2 separate regions of the Homo sapiens genome follow, and region 2 is linked to region 1. A link is an interaction called in ENCODE POLR2A ChIA-PET data of the cell type or tissue named here. Cell type or tissue: MCF 10A. All regions are shown on one strand. Links, peaks and the distances in the headings refer to the core of each region. The heading gives the core; the rest is flanking DNA. Region 1 overlaps SRPK2 (SRSF protein kinase 2). Region 2 overlaps SRPK2 (SRSF protein kinase 2).

Region 1 (11,095 bases), core at 1,610-9,609:
CGGCATTGGTAGAATATAGGCCACAGCATAAATATTACTATGACACTTTTTCCCTCTCCGCTTCTCTCCTCTCCTGAACAAGACAGCTACAGTTTGTGAATTCAGTATTGGCTAGCTAACTGAAATGTTAAGGATCTAGGCTAGGAGTTCTTATCTATTGAGCTACAAGTATAAAGACTCCCTTTTAAACACTAAAATACATCAAAAACCCACAAACATGCAAAAAGAAATTATCCTTTCCGTATCTGTTCCCTGAGAAAATGCAAACCTATATAGCACTGTTGTGAGTTGTTAATTTTTAGTTCATTGTGAACTTTATCAATTAAAACAACATCCACTCACACTGAACAGCAGATGTGGGCAATGCTATGTGTGAATGCAGTCTCAGCTTCTCAGATCTCCTCATCTCACAAACTCCTCAGCCCTCCTTGGGTTTACCTAGGCAGACTGGGAATCAGCTCTGACCACTCTGGGCTCAACTTTCTTTACTGATTAAGAATTGTACAATTTTGTTACCTGAGTTCCCTGAAGAAATAGCAATAAAGTTTGACAAAAATGATAGTACGGTAAAGTACCTTCTGTTCACACAGGATTCTTCTGGGATGATTTATTAAACAGTTCTCCCAATAACCATTCCTTCTACACACAACACACACACCCCTTCCCTCTCTTTCTCTTCACCTAAAAAGCACTCAGAACTGGTATCTAGACTGTTTAATAAATGATTAGAGTCAGCCCTCCACATCCACAGATTTGACCCACTACAGATCAAAAATATTTGGGATATAAAACAATAAAAAATAAAATACAACAATAATACAAATTTTTAAACTATAATATAACAACTATTTACAGAGTGTTTTCATTGTATTAGGTATTGTAAGTAATCTAGAGATGTTTTAAAACATATGGGACGAAGTACACAGGTTATGTGCAAATACTATACCATTTTACATGAAGGACTTGAGCATCTGTGGATTTTGATATCTATGGGGGGTCATGGAACCAATCAATCCCCCTTGGACACCAAGGGACAACTGTACTACACCTTTTTAGCTATTATGGTTATTACTACTACTACTCTCCCCCACGCACATTACCCCATAAATCCCAGAAGTGCTCTAGCTAAGAAAGGGCAAAATGAAGAAACGAGAACTTGAAAACCTAGTTTTTTTAATCAGATATTCACATTTATTACTGTAAACAGGAGTAAACAAGGGAGTAAAAATGTGTCTAGCACCGACTCTACTATATTCAAGATGAATTCATTCATTCAACAGGCACTCAAAAAAAAGGAAAATACCTGCAGTAGGATTTACCCCTAAAATCTCCAGAGGGTACTGTCTTGCAGCAAATATCTTCCTCGTAACTATTATATACATCATTTTTCATTCATCATTAGGCATTTTTTTTAAAAAATTCATTCAATAGCATTCTCTGCTCTTAATTTTTTAAATGGTTATGCTGAGTTTTTTTCTCTCTCTTCAAAACACAAAACCAAAAAATAAACTAACGTTTTGTAACCCTGATAGTTTTGATCTTAGGAGTCAGCCATTCAGAACAGAAGTACTCCATAACTCCCCTACAAAATGGCACTCTTCAGACTTCCACTGTTCCTTTAAAGGTAAAAACATAATTTTAGATTTCAAGGTGTTATTGAGATCTATTAGGATAACGTATTTCCCAATTTAGCCCCCCAAACAACCTTCAAATTCCATTATAATTTTACTTCAAATCGTATGTATATTTTTCAGTGAAGGACTCTTAAGATTCTACAAAAATAAATTAGGTTGTTTTGCTTTTCCCATTTTATAAAATTGAACAAAAACAATTCAACCAATACTAAGCTCTTGCAAGACTAGCAATTCTTTTAAAAGGATAAAAATGAGATGAAAAATTACTAGAAATAATCACATCAGGGTTTTTGTATTTATATTTTGTATTTAGAGGTACTTTTCTCTACCCAGTTTTCTGAATTATCAAAAGATAATTCTATATACTGCAGGAACAAAATCAGTTGTGGTGAATGATAACTTTTGGTTTGCTTACAATCAAGCAGTTTCTCCCCTGCTAAAGAAAGAAGTCAGATTTCTTCAACCTTTCTACCAGTAGACAGATGGGAACACTGACTATATGCAAATTCCAAATATCTCTAAGATTTAGAGCACCATGCCTCAAACCATTAACTTATTTTTTTTTTAAGTGAAAGCAAAAACTCTTAAAATGTAGCTGGACTGGTGAACAAGGAATTTAAGAATGTAATGATAATGCTACATGATATTGTAAGGTGTTAAATTCCTGGACAGGATATAGTGTTACAAGCCATAAATTCTTTTTAAACTTCAGATTCTTATTTTTCAAGTTCCTCCAAACAAATTAAAAAGACAAATGATTTGACTGTTCATTACCATATGACTTTTAATAAAAAGTAGGGGCAAGGGAGAGTACCTTCTTGTTGTAATATATCTACATTAACGAAACAACTTCTATGTTTGCAAAGTGTTGTCTGATTTATAAGCTACATTTATCAACCATTAAGTCAGGACAGCATAATGGCCATGAAATAATAATACATAAATTAAGTAATCTCTGGTAAAACTGTGCATGAAGTTATCAGAAGCAATAGTGGCTGATTTCTAAACTTTAAAATCATGACCACATGCGTCCTCCCTTTCCTTCAAATAACCACCAGAGTGTAGGTAAGTAAATAAATAAAATCACTAAAATATCTTAGAATATCTTTCCTTACAGAATGTATTTTAACCAGAAAACCTCATCCACTCCTAATTTGTTTCTCAATAATATTCATCCACTCTGTCCAACCCTCAATTTATCAGTAAAGAATTCATGATATTCCAAAAAGCTAATGTAATTATTACTGTCATCTCATTAAGTGTGCTCTTCCTAGTACCAAACTCTAACATTACAGCTGATACCCAGCTCGTTCACTATGCACACCACCCTCTTCTACCCTTCCCATCACCACCATTTTACTGGCAGAATATTCACAAGGCTGAAGACTGTTTCTCATCTCAGCAAACAGAATGCTTAAGATCAGATGGCTAGCCACAAACCAAAAGTTAGAAGCCACACAAAAATAAACACTAGCAGTCCTAAAATTTTCTACTTTCAGTCTCTAACAAAAGCAGTAACATCATTTTTATTTGTGATGCCCTAAGTTAGAGCCATAAGCTTTTTCCCCTGATTATACTAATAAATCAATTTAAAATGATAATTTTACATCAGATTATGTCCTTCATATACTAGCATACTTTAAATAAATCCATTTTACCATGGTAGGTTCTTCAACTCATTTTTTTTGTATTTTTTCTGTATCATTCCTTAACTACCACATTATTTCTCCATTATTTTTCTAAATATTACATCTATGAACAAAAAAGATAACCCTGCAAACCCTAGAAAAGATAAATCAACATATACCTTAAGTATAAAATATCAATATTAAGTATAACCTATTAGGTAACCAAGAGAAAGGTAAGCATCAACTGTATGCCCAGGAATCTCAATTTAAGACATCATGTAGTATACACTATTTTGGTAAACAGAACTGTATACAATATTTGCATATCAAAATAGGCAACTATAGCCTTATTTCTGACTTCAGATAAAAATATCTTAATTCTTTTTATAAGGCAAAACAGTCATTTTAATGAAATATCTCTTTTCAGATATAATCATATGATTGACAGATAAAATAATTGCTTTAAAAATACTTCTGAGTCATTTTGTCCTTACCTGCAGGCATGAACCATTACTGCATGCAGTGACTGTTCCATTTCCTAGCACAGACTTGAAGAAGCATCATATCTCTCTTACAGAATGTGACTAATCTGTGGGTTTGCAATTCCTAAGCTATTTACAAATGGCACTCCCTTACCATATAAGAATAAATATTTATTACAACCCAAAATCAAGTATTTTTAACCTACATTTTACAAATAACCTTCGTAATTCTGTAGAGCAGCAACCTCAACATATAGGAAGAAAACCTCACAGCATTTCCCTTTAAAAAAGCAAGATTTTTCTTTTCTGCTTTTTAGCTAAATTATTTTTAAAGCCTTCAACAGCTGTCACACATGAACCAGCGGTCTGCTGTGTTATGGTGTGCATGCTGCAGCTGATCAGGCTCCACTATTTTTCTTAAAAAAATCAATCACCCTTTGCAAAAGCAGAACAGCTTGCCCCAATACACATCTTCAATACAGCACAATACCAGCATGCAGGACAATACGTTATATAGCAAACTTGACAAGAAAAAAAAATATGTCCTGGTTTGTTTCTTAGCAATGCTACACCATTAATTGTTCATGCAAGAGATGTAGCTGTACCTTTCTGAAGAGGACGACTTCTCAGAGTTAACTGACATCAGCAGCTCAATCTTCTGCTTGATTTCTGGAAAAATCAGAAAATATTCACAACCAAGATTGCCTGCCCTTGCTTTCAAGCCTTATATCAAGAGATTTTTCTTCTCTAATCCCTTTTGTTCAGAATGAGGCCACAAGATTCGCAGTACTTCTGTTAGGACTGGGATTCAATGGTGCTATAAAGGGAAAAAGCTCCAGAGGCATCAGGCCTTGCTAAACTATGCACATGACTGTTTATGAAAGCAGGAAGTACCATTTCTTTAAAGCAGAGGGGTGTTTTCTTTTTTAAGGTAGAACTAGCATGGTTCTACAAGATGATTTTCAATTTAGCAAAATAAAATACAAACAAGAAATCTTGAACATCTGAATTAAATATACTAGATAATTTGAGAAGCCTGGGTAATCACGTCACAGGCTGTAATAAACAGATATGCAACCCTTGGCTGTTTCTATTTCACTAGCCCTAAAAAATATGGCTCAGTGAATCATTTTTGTCACTTAAGAATGAAATATTAAACCAGAACCCCGATGTATAGATTTCAAAATGTTTAACCTTTGTTTTAATTTCTTGATTGTGTTTAATTAAAGACACATTTAATATCTAGTGTTCCTAACTCCTCTAGAAAGAGACTTCTGATTTTATACCTTAATTTTCCCCTCCTCCTTAGCAGTACAGTACAAGTGAACAGCAACACCCATTTACCGAGCAGAGATAATATATTTGTCCTTTTAGGAAAGGATTGACAATAGACATCTACAACAGGAATGTAAGCACCAGTTCAACTTAATTAAAAGATAATTGCTGATACTGATTTGGAAGGGAGATAACAGACTAAAAGGGAAGGAAGGGTGAAAATAAGAGAGGGAAAAGATAAGGAGACAATCTAACACGTTTCCTTTAAAACATCAACGACTGACTAAAGCACATAATTTTAAGTTAATAAAACTGACATGGTCCTATTACCCAGACTATTTCATGTGTAAAGCTGTTTTCCTATCCCTAATAAGTATTTCCAACTGGATTTTTAAAACTGAAGTGTGCTTTCATAATAAAAAGTTCACATACTAAAAAATAAATTAGTGCCAATAAAATGCTATCAACAGTACCAGGATTTCAAAATAGACCTCAATAGTTTTTTAAGCAGTAAAGCAAATTTTTTTTAAAATGTTGACTATATAAATCAAAGTTGAATATGAGAAGATGTAAAGGAAAAAGGAATAAAAATTAGTTCCATAAAATACAATGGACCTGTACAGAAATATCCTCTCAGCGTTGTTAAAATAAGGATTTTTCCCAAATTTTTAAGCTTATAACTTCAATGAGCATTATAAAAGCGGCATGAATACCTGATGAGAGAGCAGAATCTACCACAGGGTGTAGCCAAGCTGCCGAGCCACTGGGAGAGCAGAGCACAGCGCCTATAGCTGGGGTGGTGCTGAGACTCACCTTGAGGATCAGGCACATGGCGCCACAGTGAGCCCTCAGCAGGGCCCCTCCCCTCATTTTGGAAGGAGCAGGGTGTCAGAGCTCAGACTCTGCCTTGGATTTAGGAACAGCCTCCTCTGCCCTTTTTTTTTTTTTTTTGAGATGGAATTTCACTCGTTGCCCAGGCTAGAGTGCAATGGCACAATCTCGGCTCACTGCAACCTCCGCCTCCCGGGTTCAAGCGATTCTCCTGTCTCAGCCTCCCGGGTAGCTGGGATTACAGGCGCCCGCCACCATACCCAGCTAATTTTTTGTCTTTTTAGTAGAGACAGGGTTTCACCATGTTGGTCAGGCTGGTCTTGAACTCCTGACCTCAGATGATGCGCCCACCTCAGCCTCCCAAAGTGCTGGGATTACAGGTATGAGCCACAGCACCAGGCCTCCTCTGCCATTTTTAATAGCTGTATGACCTTGGAGAAATTACTTAAACTCTCTAAAGCCTCTATCTCCTCTCCTGTAAAATGAGGATAATAACATATATCTGAAAGGCTGTGGCAAGGATTTAATGAAATAACCCATGAAAATAAAGTAGTATTGTGCCTGGGATGCCATGAGCCCTCCCTGCTTCATCTCTCAATAAATATTTACTGAATTAGTTAATGAAGGATACCAGGCCTGTCCAATGTTAAATGGTTTTTCCATAGTTTAAATCCACCTTCTCCTTCTTATCATCAACCTCAACATCCCCATTTTTATCACTGTAGTGTTATTGTAGGTGGGAACTTAACTTTAATCTGTATCTCAGCCTCCCTTCCTAGAGAATTGTGCTCCATGTATCAACTTGCTGCTTCAGAAAAGAGATTACACTTGAATCCATCTTCATCATGGCAATTTTGTATTCCAAAACAACAAAAAGTTCACACTTCAGTATACGTACGTATATCAATGCACTTAAGATGAAAAAGCCCAAGATTAAATTACACAGCTCTAACGAAGTTAATGCCTATCTTGTAAACACTGGAAAGAAAAGTTCAAGCTATAAACCATATTCTGACTGGTGACACTGGAAGCCCCAAACCAAAGAGGATTCTAATAATACATGAAAAGGTTTCCAACTTCATTTTCACCTTATCTCTAAACCTTCAGATTTGTTCATCGCTCCAGAAGGACTCAGAAATCAAGGAACGTTAACACTATGATACTGTATCCTTTGAGGCCCACATACTCTGTCTATGCTACCATCAACTCCTCCCTGTCCTTATCATCCATAGGTCTGGTAATTCCCCACATTCGTGAAGAATTCCAGAAGCCATTTAACTGATTTCCATTCCACCACAACACCTGCCATAATCGGGGGTACCTGGATGTCCATACTGATATGACTTATTAGAAAAGGCTTGGCTATCGACTCCAGGCTCCTCAGTCCACAGACTCTTGAACCTCTACCTCTTGAGCCATCCGTTCCCTTGACCATGCTCAGGACACTTTCTTACACACACCGCAAACACTTTCCCCCTCAATTAGTCAGTTGTTTTGGAATTTTATTCAATTACTTCCAGGGTAGTATCTGGGACCCTATATGCTTTATTTTTCTGCAATAAAGTCAACCAATCTTTTCCTTGTTAAATTCTGGCCTTCCTGATAAACTTAGAAACAAACTTAGAAACACCTTCCTCACACCAAAGTTTTTAAATTTTTCATCCAATTTTCCTCTAATATGCTTTATAATAGTATTTGCATGTAAATCTTAGAACCTTCTAGATTTTGTTACATTAATTGATATAGAGATCCAGTCTGCTTTTACAAGTCAGATTTTAAAATGACTCTCTTGTCATTTTAAAATGACACATCTTCACAATTCTAAAATGACTCTCTTGCCCACCACTTCATGGTTCTTCCAAAGCAGCACCCACTGTCTCCATGTATACATTTAGACCAGTGAGTGCAAAAAAAAGTCCATCAACCTGATTATTTAACAGTTGTATTCCCTATGGATGTAATCTGAAAATGCTTGACAGTACACTCAACAGCTCCTTCTACATCTCAGCCTTTAATCAATCCTTTACCATCTGCCCTACTCCCACCTCAAGACCACACTTGCTTATTTCACACAGAAAACAGGCAAGCAGTTCCTGTGTAGTTTGAATAAATATATTTTAAATTATGGTTGCTTTTATTTTTAGTCATAATTTTGTTTCTTAACTGCTAAATAACATTATAGGAGGACATAAGTTTTTGTGGCTTTTTTTTAATGCTTTTACATTTGCTTTCTCCTTCTAACTCTGGGTACTTTGCAAGACCGTTATCTTCCATGCAGCCCTTAAATGCTGGTAATACCTGTAAGGACCCTCTTTTCACTCACTGATCCTTCTGTCTACATACACCCTTGCCATCAAGAACTACAGGGCATTGATGATAACGGTAACTTAGTTTCCAGCCCAATATTCTCTCCTACAACCCAGAACCACATATCCTCCATTTTCACCTAGACAGTCTCTGCATGGCTTGAATGCGATGTCTAAAATTGAACCCATAAACTTATAAGCCTAATGTCTTCTTATATACTCCTGATCTCAGTGAACAGCAACACCATTGCCGTACCAAACCTGAAATGTTTGAGGGATCCCAGGCTAGTTCCCCCAATCTCATTTGAAATATCTTTCCCGGCCGGGCGCGGTGGCTCACGCCTGTAATCCCAGCACCTTGGGAGGCTGAGGTAGGCAAATCACGAAGGTCAGGAGATAGAGACCATCCTGGCTAACATGGTGAAACTCCGTCTCTACTAAAAATACAAAAAATTAGCCAGGCGTGGTGGCAGGCGCCTGTAGTCCCAGCTACTCAGGAGGCTGAGGCAGGAGAATGGCATGAACCCGGGAGGCGGAGGTTGCAGTGAGCAGAGATCGCGCCACTGCACTCCAACCTGGGTGACAGAGAGAGACTCCGTCTCAAAAAAAAAAAAGAAAAAAGAATTATCTTTCCCTCCATTCTCTCTTTTTTATATCATACGCTCTGGAAATACTGAGCTCTAGTCTACGTGGCTCCCCAAGCATGCCATGCTTTTTCACGCCACTAAATCTTTTCGTATACAGTTTCCTCTCCCTGGAATACCACCGTTCAGTCGTCTCCCTTGTACACCCAACTCGTTTTTTCTTTTTCTTTTTTTCTTTTTTTTTTTTGAGACAGAGTCTCGTTCTGCCACCCAGGGTGGAGTGCAGTGGTGGAATCTCAGCTCACTGCAACTTCTGCCTCCCAAATTCAAGCGATTCTCCTGCCTCAGCCCCCCGAGTAGCTGGGATTACAGGTGGGCACCACCACGCCTAGCTACCCAACTCACTTTTCTAATCTCAGTCCCAAATGTTACCTCCACACAAACACATTCCCAGAATTAAGTTCACCTCCTCTACGTCTCTGTATTTGCATTACCAAATTACTAAAATATATAAATTACTTGTTTCAGTCCCCATGAGACCATTGCTTCCCTAACGACAGGCACCTGAATGTTCAATTCAGACAGCCTGGCATATCAGACACTGGTTGTTGACACCTTCATAGTCTTCTCAGCCTGTTACAGTCAATCTAATGTTAGTTACAATTGAGCTACATTAATTTATTCTTAAATATACATTTCCAGATACACTTAACCAAAGATCCAAGCAATTTTAGAACTAGACTGATCCTCAGATCATCTCATAGCTGAACCACATGAATTTATAAAGGGGAAATCTAAGGGGCAAAAAGATACTGGAGGCAATCACATTCTTCATCTTCTCCAGAAGATTACTGTTGCTGAGACCTACAGTAAAATTTCCAAGAACTTCAACAACCCAAATAGTAAAACCCACCCAATAGTCCCATAGGCTGTTCTTTTGGATAAACACAGAAACTGACCTTTCTGGTCTTAAAGCGTAATACAAGTATGTTTTATCTAAGTTCCTTCCTCAGCAAAGGACCCTCAAGCCTCCAAAAAAAAATTAACAATAAATTCCCTCTCTCTCTCTCTCAAAGAACTGAAGGCCAGGCACAGTGGCTCATGCCTGTAATCCCAGCACTTTGGGAGGCCCACGTGGGCGGATCATTTGAGGTCAGGAGTTCAAGACCGGCCTGGCCAAGATGGTGAAACACCAACTCTACTAAAAATACAAAAATTAGCCTGGCGTGGTGGCAGATGCCTGTAATCCCAGCTACTCGGGAGGCTGAGGCAGGAGAATCGCTTCAACCCGGGAGCTGCAGGTTGCAGTGAGCCGAGATCACACCACTGCACTCCAAGCTGGGAGACAGAGCAAGACTCCGTCTCAAAAAAAAAAGTATAAAAAGACGGATGAATAGGGAGACCACAGAGAGCCATCTATGTGCGTGGGGCTCCACCTCAAAGAAAGAAAAAAAAAAAACTGAAACTCACCAAATCACCACATCCAGACAATGACACTTTGGATCCCTCATTCATCATGATTGCTTCCTTGCCCCTCCCTAGTTCCTATTTTCTTACACACTGTTACATTTCTTCCCTGCTATATCAAGCTCTGGTTTTAGTCTGGGAGATGGATTTGAGACTGAGCTCCCATCTCCTTGCTGCAGCATCCAATTAAAGCCTTCTTCCTCGGTAATACTTGTTCTTTCAGTGATTGGCTTTTTTTTTTTTCCTTGAAGACAAAGTCTCACTCTGTCGCCCAAGCTGGATGGCGCAATCTCGGCTCACTATAACCTCCGCCTCCCAGGTTCAAGCATTTCTCCTGCCTCAGCCTCCGGGATAGCTGGGATTACAAGCACCCGCCACCACGCCTGACAAATTTTTGTATTTTTAGTAGAGACGGGGGTTTCACCATGTTGGCTAGGCTGGTCTCAAACTGACCTCAAGTGATCCACCCGCCTCAGCCTCCCAAAGTGCTGGGAGTATAAGCATGAGCCACAGCACCCAGCCAGTGATTGGCTTTCCTTGTGGAGAGCAGCAGGACCTAGACCAAACCCCTGGCATTTTGGTAACAGTAGGACATTTCAATCTTATTTTAAATCAGCTTTTAAAATGCTATTTTCTTTTATCTCCAATCAATTCAAATTATCCTTATTAATCAACTTTCTTGATTGAAACAACTAATCATCTGGGGCATGATACTCTTCTTATTCATCCCCTTTATACATCCCTCAAAGCCAACAATTCACTGTGATTTCCCCCATTCATTCTCTTGCATCCAACCTACAGATCTTCCTCATAACTCTTTTATTCTTGTTTTTACTCACACCTTAAAAGATACTCAAACTCCTTATGAAGATGAACAGTTTTTAACTC
Region 2 (11,095 bases), core at 1,382-9,381, 83 kb before region 1:
CCCAGCTATTCAGGAGGCTGAGGCAGGAGAATCGCTTGAACCCAGGAGGTGGAGGTTGCAGTGAGCCAAGATCACACCACTGCACTCCAGCCTGGGCAACAAGTGCAAGACTCTGTCTCAAAAAAAAAAAAAAAAAAAAAATTCAACCGTATACTCTAACAGCAAAAAAGAGGAAAGCCCTGACGTAAAAAAGGATAGCATGACGACAAGCACAGCAGTTTAAGGTGAAATAAATTAACTATGTTTGAGGCTGAGAAAGAAAACAAGAATGGTACATTGAATCAGACTTTGAAGAGCCTTGAGATTTGTGCAAAACTTGTGACTTTGTTTCCCCCCCCGCCTTTTTTTTTTTTTTTTGAGATGGAGTCTCACCCTGCTGCCCAGACTGAAGTGCAGCGGCACAATCTCAGCTCACTGCAACCTCCACCTCCTGGGTTCAAGCAACTCTTGTGTCTCAGTCTCCCAAGTAGCTGGAATTACAGATGTGCACCAACATGCCCGGCTAATTTTTGTGTTTTTTATTTATTTATTTTTAAGTAGAGATGGGATTTGGCCATGTTGGCCAGGCTGGTCTCAAACTCCTAGCCTCAAGCAATCCACCTGCCTTGGCCTCCCAAAGTGCTGGGATTACAGGCGTGAGCCACAGTGCCTGGCAAGTTTTGACTTTGTTACTTGTAAGGAAAAAATTAACAAAGTATTTATTAGAAGATTTCCCCTTATCTCTTATGACCAGAAGGAGGGAAAGTAAACTACTAATCTAAATATATCCCAAGTAGTATCATATAAAACACTACGAAGACAACTGTATAGGGGAAAAAAAAATCATATTTCTATTACAATGTAAAATTAAAATGTGTAGTACTCAAGGCAAACTAGTAAGAAAGACTGAGCTGTGATAGTATTTACAAGATCCTGAGCCAAGCTATCACGGGATCCACAAACATTTATGAAGTTAAAGTTCACTAAAAGCTCCATACATTTACAAAGCTGGAATCAAATTCTAGACAAAGAAAATTATTTAAATACAAATAAGGATCTCTTATGTTTTTATGACTAATCATCTTTTTTTGTCATTTTAGTGCTATAAGTTTGTAGCTGTGTAAAAAATTTTCTTCAATATACTGATACTGATTTTTCAGAAAAAACCCTAGAGAATAAGAGCTCACAATGCAAAGTCACATTACTATACAAGCCAATAACTAAAATCCTAATCTACATTCTAGTCTAGAACACTCCAGAACCATGTCTCAATACCAAGAGTACTTTAGAACACAATTTTAAATGCACTTGGGGATCAGCAGGAATCCTACAACTGCACAATGGTTAACATATCAGATCGTAAATGGCTAGCGGGTTTTTTTTGTTTGTTTGTTTGTCTATTTTTGTTTTTTTGAGACAGAGTCTCACTCTGTTGCCCAGGCTGGAGTGCAGTGGCATGATCCCAGATCACTGCAATCTCCACCTCCTAGGTTCAAGCCATTATCCTGCCTCAGCCTCCAGAGTAGCTAGGAGTACAGGCATGTGCCACCACACCTGGCTAATTTTTTTGTATTTTTAGTAAAGATGGGGTTTTCACCATGTTAGTCAGGCTGGTCTACAATTCCTGACCTCAAATGATCTGCCCACCTTGGCCTCCCAAACTGCTAGGGTTACAGGTGTGAGCCACCACGCCCTGCGTGGCTGTTTTTAAGAGGCCATGTCTAGAGATTTACTTGACTCTGTAATTTGGGAAACAAGCTGTTTTTTCTCATACACACAAATACAACTAAGTGTTCAACTTCGCTGAATGTATTTTAAGTATACTGATACCCTGTAAATCTCAGATTCCATAACTAAAAAGAGTTAACGTACACTATTACCAATTTTTTTTTTTTTTTTTTTTTGAGATGGAGTCTCTCTGTTGTGCAGGCTGGAGTGTAGTGGCATGATCCCAGCTCACTGCAACCTCCGCCTCCCAGGTTCAAGCCATTCTCCTGCCTCAGCCTCCGGAGTAGCTGGGAGTACAGGAATGTGCCACCACACCTGGCTAATTTTTTTTGTATTTTTAGTAGAGACGGGGTTTTACTATGTTGGTCAGGCTGGTCTCGAACTCCTGACCTCAAATGATCTGCCCACCTTGGCCTCTCAAAGTGCTGGGATTATAGGAGTGAGCCACCACACCTGGTCTATTACTAATATTTTTCCTTTATTTCTTACATACATAATGCCAGACACAGCTATTTCTCTCTTTAGGATACCTTGACAGAATAATCCAAACCACTGTTACAAAATATATGTTGTTATAAAATTTACCCTTAAATTTCTATGGAAACCAAATACACGATCTTTCAAGTCCATTTAACTGTCTAGTTAAGACGCTTAATAGTATTCTATAAGCTAAGTGTCCCAGAGGAATGCTACAGATTTGATTTTTCAGGTATACTTTGTATTTTAATGAAAGCAGTCTGTATGTCTATACAGGCCTCTTCCTTGATTTAGGTTGCTAGAAGCTTTTAACTTCAGTGTTCAAAAGAACAATATTCCCTCAGTGCTTAAATGTATATAACAGTTTGTATGAGATTTGTATAATGAAGGTCAGTTTGGCTGGATGTAAAATATTTGACTGACATTTTCTTTCCTTGAGTATGTTAAATGTACTTCTCTAGTGTCTTCTGGCCTAACATTTTGCTGCAAAAATACTTAATAACAATCTGGTTATCCCCTAATAAGTCATGTGGTCTTTCCATCTAAGAATTTTACCACTTTATCTAGGCTGCAATGTTTATTGGGACTTTATGATAGTTTTTATATATTATTTCTAATTCCTTCTTATTCTTAACCTTCTCCTTGTTTCATGGGCAAAGGAGGAGTAGACATTCTATGAGATCATTAAAAGGACTTTCCTCCAGAATAAAGAACATGAGCTTGAGTACATGAACTTTAGTACGTGAACTTGGACATTGTTTGTATCTGTTCAAAAACTTTGGGCTCATTTCTCGGTTCTTAATTATGTTTCAGATAAATAAATGTATAATATATTGAATTATGAACTGAAGAAACATAACTGATCTTAGAATGAGAAAGTCTTAGCTGAGTCAAAGTAGAATTCAGAAATCAGAATCCACTTAAGACATGAGATTTCTTTTAAAAGAAAAAATTAAAAAAAGAGAAAAAGAAATAAGATTTATATCTAAAAGAAAAAATTCTTAGTAACTAAAAAAATTTAACAATTAAAATAACTCAGAAAACAGCTCTCTGGCTGTTTAAAACTAAAAGCCCTAATTATCCACATTCCAACCTCAAAATATAACTAAAAAATTAAGTTCCTTCCAAAGGTTAGGACCTATTTCAGGCTCCTGCTGTTCATGGAGTGCAAGGGTATATATTATAGCACATATCCATGTCTGACTCATAACTGAAGACATGTTCCCAGGTGTATGTTACGTTCTCTTGTCAAAAAATAATAATAATAATACACTGTAAATAATCTAAATTCTAAACTACTCTAATGAAATTCTTAATTATTCTAAAAAATGAGAAAGAGAAAAAAGGTCTTAGAGACAAACTGACTACAAAAAGAATAAGTAAAAGGTCTCTATGTGGAAAACAAAACTGATTTTTGAGCCTCACTCGAAAGCCCCACCTAGTTTTATAATCCAAGAATAATTCATGCTTTCCAGTTTAATCACCATCAAAAAGTCTAACTCATGCACCAACTTGTACATACTCCTTTGTTAGGCACCCAACATAGCAATTTAGACATACTTAGTAGACTCTAGGCTTAGAAGGCTTATAATCCATGCCAGACAAAAAGAGAATTAGATAAATACATGTCCTAAAAAAGGGGGTTAGTTTACTGTACCTACATAACTATAACTACATATATTTGGAAGTCTGCATCTTTTTATAGATTTTATTCCCCTAGAATGTTCTGGGCTATGGGACGAATATGTCTTTATCAGTCAACTTTAGGTTTAATGTCTGCAAAATAAAGGTTTCATCTTGATTTATATAAGGTATTTTCAAACTACACAAATCTCTATTTCTATGAATGTTGTATCATTTGACAGTAGGAAGAATGCCCTTGCTTATAGGTTTTTACTTTTTAAATTTTATTTTAGATTCAGGGAGTACATGTGCAGGTTTGTTATGTGTATATATTACACAATGGTGGGGTTTGGGCTTCCGGTATACCCATCAACCAAATAGTGACCATTATACCCAATAGGTAATTATCAAGCCACACCACCCTCCCAACTTTGCCCCTTTTGGAGTCCTCAGTGTCTATTGTTTCCATCTTTAAGTCCATGTGTGCCCATTGTTTAGTTCCCACTTACAAGAAAGAACATGCAGTAGCTGATTTTCAGTTTCTAAGTTTTTTCACTTAAAATAATGGCCTCCAGCTTCATCCATGTTGCTGCAAAGGAAATCATTTCATTCTCTATGGCTGCTTTATTGATTTCTTGTTGCTGTATTCTGACGGACTGTGTTCTTCAACAAAGGCCGAAACAGTATCTCCCCAACTACCTGCTCTTCTACTATCCCTTCTACTCTGATGTTCTACTATCAAGAAATGGACTCTAATCATGAAACTGAATGAGCGTCTGATGTGCTTCTAACCAAAAAGAATATAGTGGATGAGACTGTGTGACTTTTGAGGCTAGGTCATAAAAGGAACACAGCTTCCACTCTGGAAGGTGTGTGTTACCTTTGGGAACTCTAAGTTGCCAGGTAGGAAGTATGACTGCTCTGAGGCCACCATGCTCTGAGAAAGCCAAGCCATATGCAAAGGGCATGGATAGGTGCTCCATAAGGCTGTCCTAGTTGTTTATCTTTCTAGCCCAGGGGCCAGATGTAAGCTTTCAGTTAATTCTAGTCCCCAGCCATGAAGCCACATCAAGCCCTTGAGATGTCTCAGTTGAGGCCCCAGATACCGTGAAGCAATGGGCAAGCCATCCCAGCTTTGTCTTTTCTAAATTCTTGATACATAAAATCATGAACAAAATTAAAAAGGGGTTTAAGGCTAAGTTTGAGGATAATTTATTATACAACAATAATCACAACGGTCTTTATTCTGCTCACCACAACAGCTATGCAAAACCTCCTCCTCGGTTCTGCAGGTAAGATGTGCCTTCAATCTTTAAAAGACTGATCAACTAGCTCCAAAAATCACTCATTTAATTCCTTTGTTGCTGGCCTTTCAACTCTACTCAAACCTTATCTCTTCTGCCTAGAAATATGCCCAGATATGTCACACTAAAATAAATGCTTTTTCTTGCACAAATCTGACCCCACTCCCTAGAAGCTACAATCATTTCATTGCTAAATTTCACCGAATAATCTGCTATGCTTTGCTAATATATCCTCACCTTGACATCTGCCTGACTCATCACTGGCCCCACACATGAGTCTCTAGAGAATTCCCCACAGGTAGTTCACTGTTCCTGTCAGCTTTTACCTTCCTGAAACTGAAATTTAGCTTAAACTAAATGCTATTATTAAATCCTTCCGTCTTGAAAACTCTTTTTTTATACCTCAGACCATATAGCCTTGGAAAGACCACCACCATCTCAGTGTGTTACCAACACAGGCAAAATTACTATTGTCCAAGGGAAGGATTTTGGTGTGGGTGTCTGACCAGACGTTCAGGTTTAAAGTCTCATGGTGAATATGCGTGGTGTAGTAAGCAGAGCTGAAGAGGCCATTGACAGGATCAATCAAAGGTTTTTTAAAAAAATAGGTAAAACTCATTCATTATAATAGAATTACAGAAGCAAGTAAGTCACAAGAAAAATAAACATAAAAGGGACAAAGGTGAGTAAATTATAACCAAGATAGGATTGCTGGTGGGAATATACAGTGACACAGCCATCTGGGGAAATAATCTGACAGCTCCTTAAGTGATTACCATATGACCCAGCACTTCCACTCCTAGATACATACCAAAGAAATGAAAACAAATGTACACTTTAACTCATATACAAATGTTCACAGCAGCATATTCTCAATAGCCAAAAGTGATAACAACCCAAATGTATATGAACTGCTGTGATACATCCAGAAAATGAAATATTAATCATGAAATGAATGAATAAAATACATGGTATAACAAGAATGAATCTTTAAAACATTATAAGTAAAAGAAGCCAAACACAAAAAGTGATGTATTGTGTTTGTTTATATGAAAATGTCCAGAATAGAGACAAAAAGTAGCTTAGTGATTGCTAAGGGTTGTAGAGGGGAGGAGAATAGGGACTGGCTGTCAATGGACAGTCATTTCTTCTGGAGAATGATGAAAATGTTCTGGAATTTTAAAGTGGTGAGTTGCAAAATTATGTGAATATACTGAAAACCACACAATTGTACCCTTTAAAGCAGAGAATGTTATGTTTGCAAATTATATCTCAATTTTTTAAAATGTATGAGGGAAAAAATAGCATGTTTTCAATTACTGCTTCCTAGTCAACATAAACCAGACAAAAAATCCCCAACAAAATCTGGAACTCCATTACTTCATTTCACTCTTTTCAATTCCAGGTTAAAACAGGATCCAAAACAAAGAGGAAAAAATTTTAACAATTCTACTGAATCCAGAACATCAATGTTAAGGAGTGAAATCTGAATAAAGAACTCTAAGAATACAGTCCATTTTTAAATTAGCACCAAATGGGAAATAAAAGAGAAAAGATATTACTCGTAACAGGTTCTGTTTGTAAATGTTTTTAGAATACTACCTTAGATCCCAAATAAGAATCAAACATGCCTGGGCCCTTAAAGAGAATTGGTGGATAGCCCCAACTAACAAAAAGACTTGCAAGAGTGTTCCAGCTTTTAGCTGGGAGCATAAAAGGAAAAAAACCCTTATGCTACAGTGAGCCTAAAGGGGGTGGAGGGAGGAAGGGACAGAGAATGAGCTAAGAAGAAGCCACCATGTTAATTGTCGACACTTTCTAAACCCAGACTCCAGCCCTTTCCTCAGCTGCTGCCAAGGGGCTCAGTACTTCTGGGAAAGCTACAGTCACACTGGGGAGAGGCCCTCACTTCATCCAGCAACTTGCACTGCATCCAACAGCAGCACCAGCCCCGCCACTCGCCCGCACCACAGCCCCTGAATTCGCCTGCATCTACTCCACCCTCATTCTTCACTATGAACGAGGTGACCGTCACAGAGGATAAATCAAGGCCCTAATTAAAGTAGGTGGTGTAAATGTTGAACCTTTTCGGCCTGGTTTGTTGGCAAAGGCCCTGGCCTATGGTGACATCGAGAGACTCATCCTAATGTAGGGGTTGGTGGACCTGCTCCAGCAGCTGCTGCTGCATCAACAGTAGGTCCTGCCCTGTCCAGAGCAGCTGCTCCAGCTGAGGAGAAGGAAGTGTAAGCAAAGAAAAAAGAATCTCGGCCGGATGCAGTGGCTCACACCTGTAATCCCAGCACTTTGGGAGGCTGAGGTGGGCAGATCACTTGAAGCCAGGAGTTCTAGACCAGCCTGGCCAAAATGGCAAAGCACAGTCTCCACCAAAAATACAAAAATTAGATGGGTGGGCTGGCGGATGCCTGTAATCCCAGCTGCTCAGGAGGCTGAGGCACAAGAATCACTTGAACCTGGGAGGCGGAGGTTGCAGTGACTGGGTGACAGAGCCAGACTCGGTCTCCGAAAAGAAAAAGATAAAGAAAAGGAAAAACAAAGAAGAATCTGAGGAGTGTGATGATGGCATGGGCTTTGGTCTTTTTGACTAGAAGTTCTTTTATAACTCTTTTTACAAATTTTTAAAAAATTAAACTGGACTCCAGGGACCAGTGGGTGAGGCCACTGGCTATAGGGGTGGTGGGCACGCTGTGGCGTGATGGCATGGGGCTGTTGCAGACATATGAACTGGTCTCTCACCACTGCCATGCCACACAACTGTGCTCTGGCACTGAGTACAGTGGGGACAGCCTTGTGGCAGAACGCCACAGCATTCTCTTAGTGGGTAATGGCAGCACCAGCAGGAGCAGGCCAGGAGCAGGAAGGAGGATCACAACAGATCACACATGGGGACTCCGGTCTGGATCCTGCGCTCCCTCTGGCGACTTCCAGATCCAAAAGGGCAGATTATGCAGGGGCTGACAAGTGAGGACAAGAGCCACTGACATCTGGAATGACTGCAAGTATGACTGCCCATCTATATTCAAACAATATAAACTTTGGGTTACACAACTGAATGTGTTCAGGAATGTGTCATTCAGAATAACACCACGGCTGCCATCTCAGTCCACTCTAGGTCAAAATGAACACATATCTTGGTTGCTCTCCTACCTCCTTGACTGCTATGTCTGTTTCTTGTACGTGTTCCTTTTCCTCTTGCATTCCATTAAATTTCTCAAAGGCTTGTCATTGAACAGCCTCTCTGCATCCTTTTTTTGTTTGTTTTTTTAAACCACTTACCATTATATGATCTGTTTTACCTATCAAATCTATAATATCTGTGTAAGGTTTGGGAACAGTCCACCAACTGCCTTCCCTTCTGACATGAATCACAGAGTTTGGGGGTCCCAAAGACCATCCTCACGTTCAATAATGTGCCACACTGTTAGACTATCAGGTGTGGCCCAAGGCACCCAGATCTCTATGCCCTTGGAAGGCTCCAAGGACAAAGGCTAGATATCTCTTTAGGCAAGGTTAAATTCTTTACTAAACCACCTGCTTGCTGATACTTCTGATTCTCCGATTCATATTTCTAACCACCTTCTTGATATTTCCATCAACAGTCAAACTCATCAACATCTTCCCCAATCCAACTGCGACTTCACTGTTTCTACTAATAATGCCAACATTATTTCACCTTGTTTAAAAAGCTATTTTTAATTAGTAAGCCATAATTGTATGTATGGGGTATGATGTGATGTTTTAATATATGTTACACTATTTTTTTCTATAAGGAATTGAGGCAGCTTATAAAACCACAATATAAGATACAAAATTAGAAAGAAATTGGGGCACAGAAAAAATAGCCCAGAAAAAGTAAAACAGAATAATGCTACAGTGAAGTTAGGATACAGAATGCATGCTATAAATTACTGTTCACTTGTTAGAGGTGGGCTGCACATTTGGCTCAGAGCTTTTTCATAGCCAAACGATATCCAATGCAAAAAAGAAATGACAACCACCCTGAGACACATAGGGAGACCCCGTCTCTATCAACATTTTTAAAATCCGCCAGGCATGGTGACTCATGCCCACAATCCTAGCACTTTGGGAGGCAGAAACAGGAGGAGATTCCTTGAGCTCAGGAGTTCAAGAACAGCCTGGGTAACATAGTGAATCCTGTCTCTACAAAAAAATTTAAACATCAGCCAGGCATGGTGATGCAGACCTGTAGTCCCAGCTACTCAGGAGGATAGCTTGAGCCTGGGAGGTTGTAGTAGTAGTGAGCTGTGATCACACCACTGCCTTCCAGCCTACGCAATAGAATGAGACACTCTATCTCTATGGGGAAGGGGAAGAAAAGCAGTTTCATAATTCAGAGTACACTAAAATAAATGATGCCCAGAAGGTACTATTCTTCTGATTATTCCAGGACTTAGAAGTGTGTGGGGTTTTCTGGTCACTGCCCTCCATACTCAACAGATTGTTGAATAATAAAGACGGTACCTCCATAACATTGTTTGCTTTTGTCTTCTCCTTGTATCTTCTCTCTCTTTAATGTCAATCAACTAAGATTTCAAATTAAGCTTCCTTAAATATAGCACTTCCCTCTTTAAAACCTACACTGGTTCTTTTTATCCTTTTGTAAAAAAAAACAAAAAAAACTTTTTTTTTTTTAAATAGAGACAAAGTCTTAATATGTTGCCCAGGCTGTCTTGAACTCCTGAGCTCAAATGATCTTCTGCCTTGGCCTCCCAGAGTGCTAGGATTACAGGTGTAAGCCACCATGCCTGGTCCACTTATTCCTTTTAAAAGCTCCACTTCTGCTTCTGCTTTTTTTTTTTTTTTTAATTTCCATAAGTTTTGGGGGAACAGGTGGTGTTTGGTTACATGAGTAAGTTCTTTAGTGGTGATTTGTGAGATTTTGGTGCACCCATCACCGATAGAGTATACACTGAACCCAGTCTGTAGTCTTTTGTCCCTCATCCCTTTCCTACCCTTTCCCCCTGAGTCCCCAAAGTCTACAGTGTCATTCTTATGCCTTTGCATCCTCATAGCTTAGCTCCCACTTATGAGTGAGAGAACATAGGATGTCTGGTCTTCCATTCCTGAGTTACTTCAATTAGAATAATAGAGTCTCCAATCCTATCCAGGTTGCTCCAAAATTCATTACTTTTTATGGTTGAGAAGTACTCCACACACACCACAGTTTCTTTATCCACTCATTTATTGAGGGACATTTGGGTTGGTTCCACATTTTTGCAATTGTGAATTGTGCTGCTATAAACATGCATGAGCAAGTAACTTTTTTATATAACGACTTATTTTCCTCTAGGTAGATACTCAGTTAGTGGGATTGCTGGATCAATGGTAGTTCTACTTTTAGTTCTTTACGGAATCTCCACACTGGTTTCCATAGTGGCTGTACTACTGTACATTCCCACCAGCAGTGTAGAAGTGTTCCCTTTTCACTGCATCCATGCTAACATCTATTATTTTTTGATTTTTTGATTATGGACATTCTTGCAGGAGTAAAGTGGTATTGCATTGTGATTTTGATTTGCATTTCCCTGATCATTAGTGATGTTGAGCATTTTTTCATAGTCTATTGGCCATCTGTATATCTTCTTTGGAGAACTGTCTATTCATGTCCTTAGCCCACTTTTTCATGGGATTTTTTTTTCCTTGCTAATTTGAGTTCATTGTAGTTTCTGGATATTAGTCCTTTGTCGGATGTATAGATTGTGAAGATTTTCTCCTACGCTTTCGGTTGTCTGTTTACTCTGCTGACTCTTCCTTTTGCTGTGTAAAAGCTCTTTAGTTTAATTAAGTTCCAGGTATTTAACTTTGTTTTGATCACATTTGCATTTAGGTTCTTGATCATGAAATCCTTGCCTAAGCCAATGTCTAGAAGGATTTTTCCGATGTTACCTTCTAATAATGTTTATAGTTTCAGGTCTTAGATTTAAGTCCTTGATCCATCTTGAGTT

The links. Peaks named below come from ENCODE experiments on the same cell type or tissue, not always from the same donor. Only the 100,000 strongest peaks of a DNase experiment are listed, where the experiment ranks them.
Region 2: POLR2A ChIA-PET joins it to region 1 with 26 read pairs; 4 of 35 experiments call an interaction of 5 or more read pairs at or near these places.

What each region holds. Positions count from the first base shown.
Region 1 is chr7:105,264,457-105,275,551 of GRCh38, forward strand. All of the region lies in intron 2 of SRPK2 (SRSF protein kinase 2), which reads right to left. Among named protein-coding and RNA genes, the nearest start is that of SRPK2, 120 kb to the right of the region's middle. RefSeq lists an enhancer at 4,362-4,651. In MCF 10A, for the core only: no CTCF peak of the experiment used is centred there; DNase peaks (open chromatin) are centred at 3,815 and 4,615.
Region 2 is chr7:105,182,113-105,193,207 of GRCh38, forward strand. The region is part of intron 3 of SRPK2 (SRSF protein kinase 2); the gene reads right to left. It overlaps LOC124901718 (a long non-coding RNA gene), which reads right to left. Exons shown (of 2, transcript XR_007060466.1): 2 at 10,315-11,095. Among named protein-coding and RNA genes, the nearest start is that of KMT2E, 170 kb to the left of the region's middle. In MCF 10A, for the core only: no CTCF peak of the experiment used is centred there; no DNase peak of the experiment used is centred there.